Regions from separate parts of the Homo sapiens genome. Here region 2 is linked to region 1. A link is an interaction called in ENCODE POLR2A ChIA-PET data of the cell type or tissue named here. Cell type or tissue: A673. All regions are shown on one strand. Links, peaks and the distances in the headings refer to the core of each region. The heading gives the core; the rest is flanking DNA.

What was found. ChIA-PET counts read pairs that join two places held together with the same protein. Peaks named below come from ENCODE experiments on the same cell type or tissue, not always from the same donor. Only the 100,000 strongest peaks of a DNase experiment are listed, where the experiment ranks them.
Region 2: POLR2A ChIA-PET joins it to region 1 with 8 read pairs; 3 of 35 experiments call an interaction of 5 or more read pairs at or near these places.

Annotation. Positions count from the first base shown.
Region 1 is chr1:16,386,737-16,392,462 of GRCh38, reverse strand. It overlaps SZRD1 (SUZ RNA binding domain containing 1), which reads right to left. Exons shown (of 4, transcript NM_001114600.3): 2 at 1,039-1,088. Among named protein-coding and RNA genes, the nearest start is that of SZRD1, 22 kb to the right of the region's middle. In A673, for the core only: no CTCF peak of the experiment used is centred there; no DNase peak of the experiment used is centred there; H3K27ac peaks cover 1,039 bases.
Region 2 is chr1:16,172,819-16,178,544 of GRCh38, reverse strand. No RefSeq gene overlaps it. Among named protein-coding and RNA genes, the nearest start is that of EPHA2, 20 kb to the right of the region's middle. RefSeq lists a silencer at 2,317-2,611. In A673, for the core only: no CTCF peak of the experiment used is centred there; a DNase peak (open chromatin) is centred at 2,454; H3K27ac peaks cover 1,295 bases.

The DNA of each region.
Region 1 (5,726 bases), core at 360-5,359:
GGGAGAGGTGGAATGACAAAAAACAAAGAGGGACAACAACACAGGAAGGGAAAGAAACAAAAGCCACAGGAGGAGACAGGAACCCAGGCAGGAATGACCACCCGACAACAGCCACCAGGACCCTACCCAGAGCAGTCAACCAGCTTCTCTTCAGAACCAAACAAGCCTGCTTCCAGAGCCTTGGCTGTCAGGAGGAGTCGGGATTGGAGGAACTGAGCCAGGGTGGATGGAAACAAGTCTCGGGTAGGACACAAATGGTATGGAACGAGGACTGTAACCCAGGGTTAGCGTGGTTGCTGAGATGAGCAGACAGACAAGGAGCCAGCAATCTGATCAAAGAGGCAGGGAGCCAGGAAAACTAGCGGGCGGGCAGAGCACCCAGAGTTTCCTGGGGAATGACTGTGCAGCCCCGTGAGCAAATCCAGAGGGGCCCTATCCTCCTTCCTGTCCCTTGTACCTATGGAAAACCAACAGGTTCCCTAAGCCCAAAAGCAGAAAGCCGAAGTCAACTTTCACCTACTCTGGAAACACCCTCCTCTGTCGTCTAGGTGGAAAACAAAGCTATTTTTAAAGGTTTTTTCAAGAATTTCCTAGAATGTTTTCTTCCAGGATACCCTCATAATACCCTAGACCACCAAGTCACTGGGGACCCAGAGAAATCATCTGCCCACACTCCTCATGCCACAGAGAAAGAAACTGATGTCCAGATCTGGGAAATGACTTGCCCCAGACCTCAGAGCAACTGGGGCACTGCCAGGCCTAAAACTCAAGTCTTCCAACTTGTCACTTCCTCACATTGCATCAGATGACCTCACACAGGGAGCCCACGAAGGTCAGAGGCAGGTGCAACACCCCAGCCTCAACCCTAAAGCCTCAAGCCACCACGTCCTGGTCTCCAATTTGGAGGGAAGGGTTTGCTGCCCCAGAGCCTGACCTGCTAGGACCTGCTAATCCTAATGGCCAGCTGGAGAACACCACTGACTGCCCGGCTCTCAAACCACAGAGAGCATGAGCCCTCAGACCAGACAGCAGCCTTACCTCTCTTTTTGTGTGATCTTCAGTTTTTTTTCCAACCGTCTGTCTATTTCCTAGAGGAAAAAAATGTATATAAAAAGAGGAAAAAATCTCTCTCAAATAAAAACTTAGTCTTTATTTTTGGAGCTAAGGGCAGTGTCCTTTCTCTAGCCAGGGACATGACTGTGTCCTTCAACATAACAAATGTGGACTAGATTTTGGGGTTTGGGGACCTGATACCCTCTGCAGGTCCATCTCCCTTCTAGCCCCATGGCCGCCATGACAGTTCTAAACCTCATTGTTCAGCTGGGTTCTTTGCATAGCCTCCAACCAGTTTTCTGACCTGTAATCTGTCTTTCACAGAGCCACTCATATCAACTTCTAAACCTAAACTTAGGAACACTTACTCTATTTTATGAAATAAAGAGTTGGAAAAAAAATTAAACATAAATCTGATCATGTCACTTCCCTACTTTAAACCCTTCAACTGCTTGCAGACCTAGTCAAAGCTTCTGAGCATGCCTCACCCATACCTTCTTTTACCTTCTGTCTCTGTTTTGCTATCACTAGCCCCCAGAACTCAGCATGCTGTTCCACCTGCCTGCAATGTCCCCTCCCCTTGCAAACTCCCATTGATCCTGCACAACCCAGCCTGGATGTCTACCTCTCCTTTATAAAGTCTCCTCTGATCCCACCAGCATGGTGCATCACCTGGTCCTCAGAATAAACTCTCCCTTTTACATTCCTTTATGGTCATATCTAATATTTTAATAATGTATTTTTTACTGTTACGGACTTGAACTCTCTGTGACTGGCACCTACCGAAAGGCTTAGAGTAAAACCTATGCCTTATGTTTGTGGCTTTGGAGGTCCATGGTCTACAAGTGAACATGGGGAACCTGAGGAAGAGACAAGACACCTGAGAGTGCAGCAAGTATTTCTCTCAGAACCAGAGCCTGACAGGTCTTGATTAAAACAACACCACCATTTTAGAGAAAAGCAGAGAGAAGAAAGAGGCTGAGAAGGAGGAGCAGGCAGGACTGCCTTCCAACACGCCCTGGCCTCATCTCTTCAAGCCCTGAGCAGGACATTGGGCTCATGGCAGTCTGAGCCCTCAGCCCATCAGCACCAGCATGCCTATGACACCTCCACACACGCGTGTGAGCATCTATATCCAGGACAGGGGTGTGGGGAGAGGCCGTGCACAGAACAAAGACCAAACCCCCAGGCTGCTTGGCTGCCCTACGGCCTTTCTTAGAAAAAGTCCCACTCCCTCAGCCATCCTCAGTGAGGACAAGATCAACTAGCTCTAATGGAGATGGAAGAAACTGTATGCAAAATTCTGTGTTTTTCTAGAGACAAGATCTCTAATGGTGGTTCTCAACCAGATAAGATTCTGTCCCTCAGGGGACACTGGACAATGTCAAGCCATTTTTGGTTGCCACTATTGGGGAAATGCTAAATGTCCTACAGTGTACAGGACAGCCCCACACAAAGAACTATTTAACCCCAAAAGTCAACAGTGCTAAGTCTGGGCAACCTTAATTTATTAGACTGGGATTTTCAAAGAAGTCCATCACTTGCAAAATGTGAAGAACCACAGCCGTAGTGTGGAGACTTTGAAATTTGGTGAGATCTGCCCCATGGCTCAGCATGTAGGCCATTTTCGTAAGTGCTCTGTATGTTCTGAAAATAACTATTCTCAGCCCAGCGCGGTGGCTCACGCCTATAATCCCAGCACTTTGGGAGGCCGAGGCGGGCGGATCACGAGGGCAGGAGATTGAGACCATCCTGGCTAACGCGGTGAAACCCCGTCTCTAATAAAAATACAAAAAATTGGCCAGGCACGGTGGCTCACGCCTGCAATGCCAGCACTTTGGGAGGCCGAGGTGGGCGGATCACGAGGTCAGGAGATCGAGACCATCCTGGCTAACACAGTGGAAACCCCATCTCTACTAAACATACAAAAAAAAAAAAAATTAGCCAGGCGTTGTGGCGGGCGCCTGTAGTCCCAGCTACTCAGAAGGCTGAGGCAGGACGCCTGTAGTCCCAGCTACTCAGAAGGCTGAGGCAGGAGAATGGCGTGAACCCGGGAGGCGAAGCTTGCAGTGAGCCGAGATGGCGCCACTGCACTCCAGCCTGGGCGACAGAGCAAGACTCTGCCCCCCCCCCACCCCCCCTCAAAAAAATACAAAAAATTAGCCGGGCGTGGTGGTGGGTGCCTGTAGTCCCAGCTACTCGGGAGGCTGAGGCAGGAGGATGGCGTGAACCTGGGAGGTGGAGCTTGCAGTGAGCTGAGATCGTGCCACTGCACTCCAGCCTGGGCGACAGAGCGAGACTCTGTCTCAAAAAAAAAAAAAAAAAAAAAGGAAATAACTATTCTCCAGTTGATGGGTGCAGTTCAAAGTTCAAGCTGGTTAGCTATATTGTTCTAATCTTGTAAATTCTTACTGACTCATTTGATCTACTGACCAGGTAAAGAATTAAGAATTATTGGCCAGGCACAGTGACAGTGGCTTATGCCTGTAATCCCAACATTTTGGGAGGCTGAGGCAGGCGGATCACTTGGGGTCAGGAGTTTGTGACCAGTTTGGCAACAGGGTGAAAACCTGTTTCTATTTAAAAATTCAACAATTATCCAGGCGTGGTGGTGCGCACATGTAATCCCAGCTACTAGGGAGGCTGCAGTGAGTGGAGATCACACCACTGCACTCCAGCCTGGGCGACAGGGCAAGACTCTGTCTCAAAAAAAAAAAAAAAAAAAAAAAAAGACTTATTCTTTCTAGTAAGTTAAACAGTGTATCATTATGATGTGATCTTTTTTGCCTTATAATGTATTGTTTCATATTAATAAAGTTGGCCAGCTTTCTTTTGGTCAGTATTTCCTAGAACATAGTTTTTCTCACCTTTCCATGTCCTTATTTGCATCTCTTGTAAACAGTATGAACTAGATTAACCATATGAAACTAGATTTAAATCTAGTCTAACACTGACACCTATCCTGATTGGTACTAACTTGTGTTTAAAATATATTTATATATTTGGCTGGGCATGGTAGCTCACGCCTACAATCCTAGCACTTTGACTTTGGGAGGCCGAGGTGGGTGAATCACTTGAGGTCAGGAGTTCAAGACCAGCCTGGTCAACAAGGTGAAACCCCGTCTCTACTAAAAATACAAAAATTAGCTGGGCGTGGTATCCCAGCTACTCAGGAGGCTGAGGCAGGAGAATCTCTTGAACCTGGGAGACGGAGGTTGCAGTGAGCCGAGATTATGCCACTGCACTCCTGCCTGGGCAATAGAGCATGACTCTGTCTCAAAATATATATATATATGTAATTTATTGTATTCTGAGGCACCATCAAATCTCTGGAGGGGCCAGAAAGGCACTAAAATGGAAACCTCTCGCTCCAGCTTGGAACACAGTTGGTGCCAAAGAATGCTGAATGACTGAATGGAAAAGGTACACCAATAATAAGAGAACGACCTGGATGTTTTCTGTGAACTGACAAACACAGACACTCACACAGAATCTATGTCCACTACGTACTCTGTCCTGAAAATGACTGTATTGATGGAATTGTATTAATTCTATTAATACCAGTGTTATTACCTGAGTAAGTACTACAGCTCATATTAGTCTATTGCCTATTACCTTTTAAGGGCTTCTCACAAGTAACTTCTTGTTTTAAAGTTTCATACTGTATCATTTCGCTCCACTCTAAATACAAGACTGCCTATTCGAGTTTCTCCATCATAAACAGAGCCTTGACAGCTGTAGAATTTAGAAGCCTTTGAGGGTTGAGACCAAATGCCTTCATAGACCAGGCAAGCAGCCAAACTCCACTCGCACGGAGCATACCTGGGGAAGTGAAGGGGCTGCAGGGCACCAAAGAGCACTTGCCCTGCCTAATGACGGCCAACAAGCTTTGGCAGACAGGGCCAGATCTAGCGCAGAAGAAACCAAATCAGTATTTTTATGGCAATGCACTGAATTTTCCAACTTCACTATGTGAACTTTCACTTTCATATCGCTGCGAGAGCCAAATAAGACAGAGAGAGAAATGGGCCTCACACATTAGAGTGAATTTGAGAAGTCCCATCCAGGTCTCCTCTGAGGAAAGCAAACTGCTTCCTTCTTCCTCTAGGGTTTAAGGAAGATGGACCATCTGCCCAGTTCCAGCACAAGGAGCCTGGGTGGAAGAAAAGCGCTTCAAGAGGACATCGTAGGCCATGTCTGAGTAAATGCGCCTCTGTCCCCAAACTAGAACATGATTAACATACTTGGCATGTAATATAATACTAATAGCTTTTAAAATAATACCTTATATCGATATAATGTATTATGGCTGTCAACATTCTTCCCCAGACATTCATTTTCTGCTCACACCAGCCCTGTTTGGCAGACAAAGTAGCTTTTATCCTTCTGTCAGATGAGGGTTAGGGAACTTACCCAAGGTCACAAGGTAGTAAACCACAGAGACAGCCCTAGAATTCGCCTTTTGAGGCCCCTATGCTGACATACCACCCTCCCCCGACAATTGCTCAAATCCCCTGGAAATGCCAGTATAAACCATTAGATATTGGTCATCTCCCCCAATTCCACACTGCTCCCTGGCATGCCAAGAACTACAACTCTCATCCAACTCCACTGTGAAAGGCAGAAGAGCTTTATCAGAGCTGGAGAGGGATTCTTCCATAAGATTACAGAAT
Region 2 (5,726 bases), core at 506-5,505, 210 kb after region 1:
CTAAAAGGAAAAGAGAAAAAAAAATGAAAAGGGTAAAAAGAAGGCCAGGTGTGGTGGCTCACGCCTGTAATCCCAGCACTTTGGGAGGCTGAGGCAGGTGGATCACTTGAGGTCAGGAGTTCGAGACCAGACTGGCCAACATGGTGTAACCCCGTCTCTACTAAAAATAAAAAAAATCAGTCAGGCATGGTGGTGGGCACCTGTAATCCCAGGTACTTGGGAGGCTGAGGCATGAGAATTGCTTGAACCCGGGAGGCTGAGGTTGCAGTGAGCCGAGATTGAACCACTGCACTCCAGCCTGGGCGACAGAGTGAGACTCTGTCTCAAAAAAAAAAAAAAAAAAAAGGAAAAAGAAGAGTGTCACTGCTGATTGCTGTGGTGTAAATACTCCCACTACAGTTGACTTCAAGCAACCAATGAAACTTGGCTTGCAAAATGCATGAAAATGGAACAATCTACTCTCCCTGAGCCTGCAAGAGCCAACTGGGCGAGCACACCACTCAGTGTAAACTCAGGCAAATGCTTCCTCTTTCTGTGCCTCATTTTCCCTATCTGTAAAGTGGGTGGTAATGGCTGCTACCTTCAAGGCTCTTATAAGGAGTCATTTCCATGTTCCAAACTAGAGGTGGCAGGATCTTCAGGGACTGGTGAGGACAGGAGAAGGTCACATTTTGCAGCCCTTGGAGGTGTGTCAGGGGATGGCAGAAATAGGGCTGGTGCCTCACCCTTCATAGGCTCCTGGGAGCATGTCTTTCTTTCCCTACCAGCAGAGGTGACCATGTGGCTCCCTGCCCTTCTCTTTGGGCCACTTTCAGAAGCCAGGCAGTGGGGAGGTCGGAGTAGCCAGGTGCTGGTGACAGAGTTTGCCCAAATCTGGAAAGACAGTCTCCCGTGTCCCCACCTTACTAATCCCGCACACTTACCCTGACTTTACTCCTGGGGCTGTGGGAGACAGGGGTGGAATGGGCCCCTGACACGCAGGCAGCCCCTCCTATCCCTGCATGAATCCTGGCATGACCCCGGACACCCAAGAAAGTGCACCTTTGACAATGGTGCACCAGGTCATGGTGGCACCTCTCCCCTTGGTGGTGGCATCTGGGGCCCTTGCACACAGGGGACAAGGAACCTGAAGTGAAGGGGAGTTGACCTATTGAGGCCACACTGAGGACAGTCCCTCTCACTTTGGGAGAGGAGATGGCACTCCTGGTCTGATGTTCCAGAATTCCTCTCCATGGAAGGAGAGGAGAACACCATAACATATTAGAGCAGAGAGGGGATCCGCGGCAAAGGCAAGGCTTCTGTTACAAAGATGGGGAAACTGAGGCCAGCCAGTGGAAAAGTCATATTCACAGTCACACAAGGACTCAGACGTCGAGCTAGGACCTGGGCCCAGTGCATGGGTGGCCAGTCTCTCTTCTGTATCTCCTGACCTTGTGATCTGCCCACCTCGGCCTCCCAAAGTGCTAGGATTACAGGCATGAGCCACTGTGCCTGCGAGTCTCTCTTCTCTCTTCTCTACTGCCTGGCAGAAGGGGCTGAAAGGTGGGGGCCCAAAAGCTTGTCTGTCCTGGGGGAGGGGTGACCAGCCAAGGCAGGACATTTTCCAGGGGGACCCTTGTGCTGGGTGACCACCTTAGGGGAGGGCACATCACTTCCTAGGAAGCAGACCACCCCTCTGAAAGACGCAGGGACCTGAGAAGTGTGGTGACTGTGGGTTTGGGGGTGTCAGTAATGTCACTTGGGAGTGGGGGACCTGGGTCGGCCTGGCTTTGCCCCTAACCCTCCGTGCGGTGTTGAGCAGGCCATGGTCCCCTCCTCGGCGCCAGTCTCTGGCTGTAGATGGGTGGTTTGGGCCAGACCAGTGTTTTAAAACTTGTCTCAAGCTGCAGAATTATTTTCTAGATGCTTAGTAGAGAAAACAGACACAGGAAGGGCAGATGCAGGGGCAGTGGGAGCTTGGAGGAGGAGGATGGAGGAGGATGGAGCATTTGGGTCCTGGAGCCTCCGCTGCTAGACACCCCCTCCCTCCCCTGGAGCGGCAGACCCCCGACATAGGGCCGTGGCACGCCTGGGGATTTTATGGCAGGGGCCCAGGCCACACCCCGAGGGAGGAAGTCTGGTACCTCTCCTGACTCCTGAAAGCTGCGGAAAAAGAAATAGAGAAAGAGACAGAGAAATCAAGAGATAGGAAAACAAAGAAAGAATGAGAGAGAGAGAGAGAGAGACAGAGGCAGGGACAAATAGAGGAAGACAGAGAGAAAAACAGAGAAAGGGAGGTACAAAAAAGAGAAATATTCCATGATGAGATGGAGAGAGATAGGGAGAGAGGGAAGGGGGAGAAAAAAGAAACACATGTTTCCACTCAAAGTTCTTTTTTGTTTAAAATAAAACCAACCCAACAATCTCTGCTGCTGACAGTTGGCCGGAGCCCAGGCCCCAGGCGGAGTGTGACCGCGGGCCTCCTGGCACCCGGCCTGGAAACTCAAGTCATCACCGCCTGGGCTTTGCTCTCCGCAGCCTCTGACACGGTGACTTGTCCCCAGACACTGGCTCAGGTCTGAGGGTCACAGGAGAGACCCCCGCACAGGCAGGGCCCCTGAAGCCTCTCCCAGGTCCCCTGAGGCTCCTACCCACTACGGGAGCCTTTTAGCAATTCTAGGCTGGGAGCAACCAGCCACCATGAGGCCCGAAGCAGAGGGCCAGGCAGGGAACTGTGGCCAGGAGGAGGGCCTGCCTGAGCAGCGACAGGAGCAAGCTCGGCTTTAATTTGAGACCTAATCAGCGGGGGCTGGCATCCACCCCCCCTCCCCAACCAGTTGCGGAGGCCCCTCCGTTCCTGCTCTGGAGAGACACATCCCGGCCCCTGCTGCCCCAGGCCCAGGGCCCCTGAGGTGGGGACTGTGGAGGGTGGGATGGGAGGAAGAGCAGGCCCACAGGAGTCATAGGCCTTGCCTCCCAGCACACCTGCCAGGCCCGCACCGAGCCCCATCCCACCCCCTCCCACCCCCTCACATATATTTTACACTCAGTCCCAAGATTTGTTCTGGCCTAAGCCCCACATACCCAGGCAAGAAAGAAGCTGGTCTAATAGCAGCTGCAATTGTAGAGCACACAGGGCCCCAGGGCCTGCCGCGTGCTGAGTGCATCATCTCATTCAAGCATCCCGCATCCCGAGCGACTCTAATGTCCACTTTACAGATCATGAAACTGAGGCTCCGAGGGCTTAAAACACTTGCCCAAGTCTCATGATGAGTAGAAGGTGGGATCTGAACCCAGGTTTGCTCGCCCACCATAGCTCCACACCCGGAGGTAGTGGGGAGCTTCTGGGGTATGGGGCCAGCCCCGGCACCCCAGGGCCCATGGAGGGAGTGCGGCCCACCCCTCAGGCCCAGGCTTCCGTCCCTTCCGGAGCTGAGAGAGGCAGGCCTGAGAACAGCTGATCCCCCGGGTTTTGTTCTTGGCACAAAGGCGCCCGGATCCAGGCTTAGCAGTGAATGGCGAGGGGCCCACAGCCCCCTCCCTCGGGCAGGCCTGGCAGGCTCAGCCCCTGCCTGCTTCCCCGCAGCCCATGAGCCCTCAGCTTCCTATTCAGAACCCCGGCTCGGCCACCCACAGGAGTATCAAAGGCTGGCAGATCTGTGGGGATTAAAGGAGGCAGTGAGGGGCTGAGAGCTGGGGGCACGCATATGTGACTCCCCTTTTCCGAGAACCTACTATGTGCTGGGTAGATAATAATGGGAAAGACCAGAGAGGGGAGGGGACTCGCCCAAGGTCACACAGCAAGTCAGACAGAATCAGGGTGCAAATCCAGATGGCCCTGCTCCCAGCCAAGGCCTGTTTTCATCAGACAAGTTTCTTCTGTGCTTGGGACACCCCTGTCCTGTGGCCTCTTCCTGGGATGAAGAGACAGAGAGAAAAAGACAAAGGCAGACAGAGAGAGGAGAACCTGGCCAGGCCAACACAGAGGGAGGGAGGATTCCCTGGGGGAGGCTCCTCCCCTGACTGCCTGATGGGGTTGCTGAGGGCCAGGGCTGGAAGGATGCAGGTCCTGGCCTCCCTCCCTGCCCCATCCCCCGTAAATGCCTGGTTGGCTTGAGGGGCAGAGGACGGGCAGGGTTCCCCACTTGGATGGAGCTCCAGGAAGTGGGGAGACGGAGCCCCGAGCAGGAGAACTGTGGAGCCTCCTGCACCAGGTCTGGCCCTGGCTGGTGGGAGTAGAATCTGGGAGTCCTCACCGACCTGGGGTGCAGACTTGCCCAGGGGATGGGAGAGTGCGGGTCTGGCTAGTGAGGCTCTGGGTGGATGGAGAGGAGGGCAGGCATGATGGGCACTCAGCCCCTGGGGCCTATACCTGCTGTGTGGCCTAGGGGAGGTGCAACTGCCTCTCTGGGCTTCAGCCCCATTCTAGGGCCCAGAGCCAGAAGACCCCCTGATTCTATTACAGGGGTGAGGGTCTGCTTCACGGAATCCTCACGGTGAGGCAGGCTGATGCTGAGCCCCAGACGGGCGCACTCTCGTTCAGTCCTCCCCATAAGCCCACCAGAAGGCTACCGCTATTCTCCCTTCACCTTACAGGTGAGGAAACTGAGGCTCAGAGAGGCCTTGTTCAAGTCACATGGCTGGTACAGATTTCAAAGCCTCATGACCTCACTCCATCCCCCTGCCCCAGGACACTGGGCCCTGACTCCTGGCTCCCTTCTACCTGTGGCAAGGTAACAGAGGCAGGTGTCTACCTGCCCCCCACCTGCCCCCCAGTCACAGGCACGGTGCCACGGCACCCCCCAGGAATGTTGCTGCATTCCTGTGGCAGGGGTGTGGTTGCCGTGGCTCTGTTTGCCCGAGGCCTGGGCTGTTCCTAAAGCAAGCCCTATCCCCAGGCGCTGAGTCAGCAGGCTGGGCAGCTCTGGCACTCCCAGCAGAGCCCGACCCTCACCAGGAAGGTGGTGGCAGGACCAGAGGAGGAAGCTCCATTTCCCATGAAGGAGGGAGGGGTGCCTGGGGCAGGAGTGGGACAAAGGCTGGGAGTAGTGGGGGAAGTCAGGCCCAGGGGTCCAGAGAGGGGAAGGGAGATCCCCCAGAGAAGCTGGGGAGCTGAGTGAGGATTTCAGACCTGAAGGAAGGCGACTGCTTCGCTGAGCACTGTCTGTGTGCCAGTCCCTGTGTCGCTGCTTTGTCCAGCCGCCTTATCTCATATAATAAAACTGACTCACTCTCCTCAGCCTCTGTCTTTCATAAGGGGAACCTGAGGTGTGGTTAGTTCTTCCGCAAAAGAAGGACACAGACAGGCCTGTGACGCTCAGAAAGGCGCTGTATGCCCCAGTGGGAATGGTGGGGACGCAACTCCCCCACCCCTCCTCTGCCAGGCCGGCTCTATGAGCCTGGACTCCTGCTCTGGGCCTCAGTTTCCAAGCTCTGCTGGGGTTGGCCGAGAGGAAGAGGCCCCGTGAACTCCTCCTCAGGGCTGATACCCTTCAAGTGACCTCGGCTGGCCTCACCCACTCGGGGCCAGACATTGATCTCCTAGCAATCCGAAGGTGGAGGGTGCCTCCATGCTCAGATTCCTTTTTCTTTTTTTTTTTTTTTTTTTTTGAGATGGAGTCTTGCTGTTGTTGGCCCCAGCTGGAGTGCAATGGCGTGATCCTGGCTCACTGCAACCTCCACCTCCCGGGTTCCAGCAATTCTCCTGCCTCAGCCTCCCGAGTAGCTGGGATTACAGGCGCCCACCA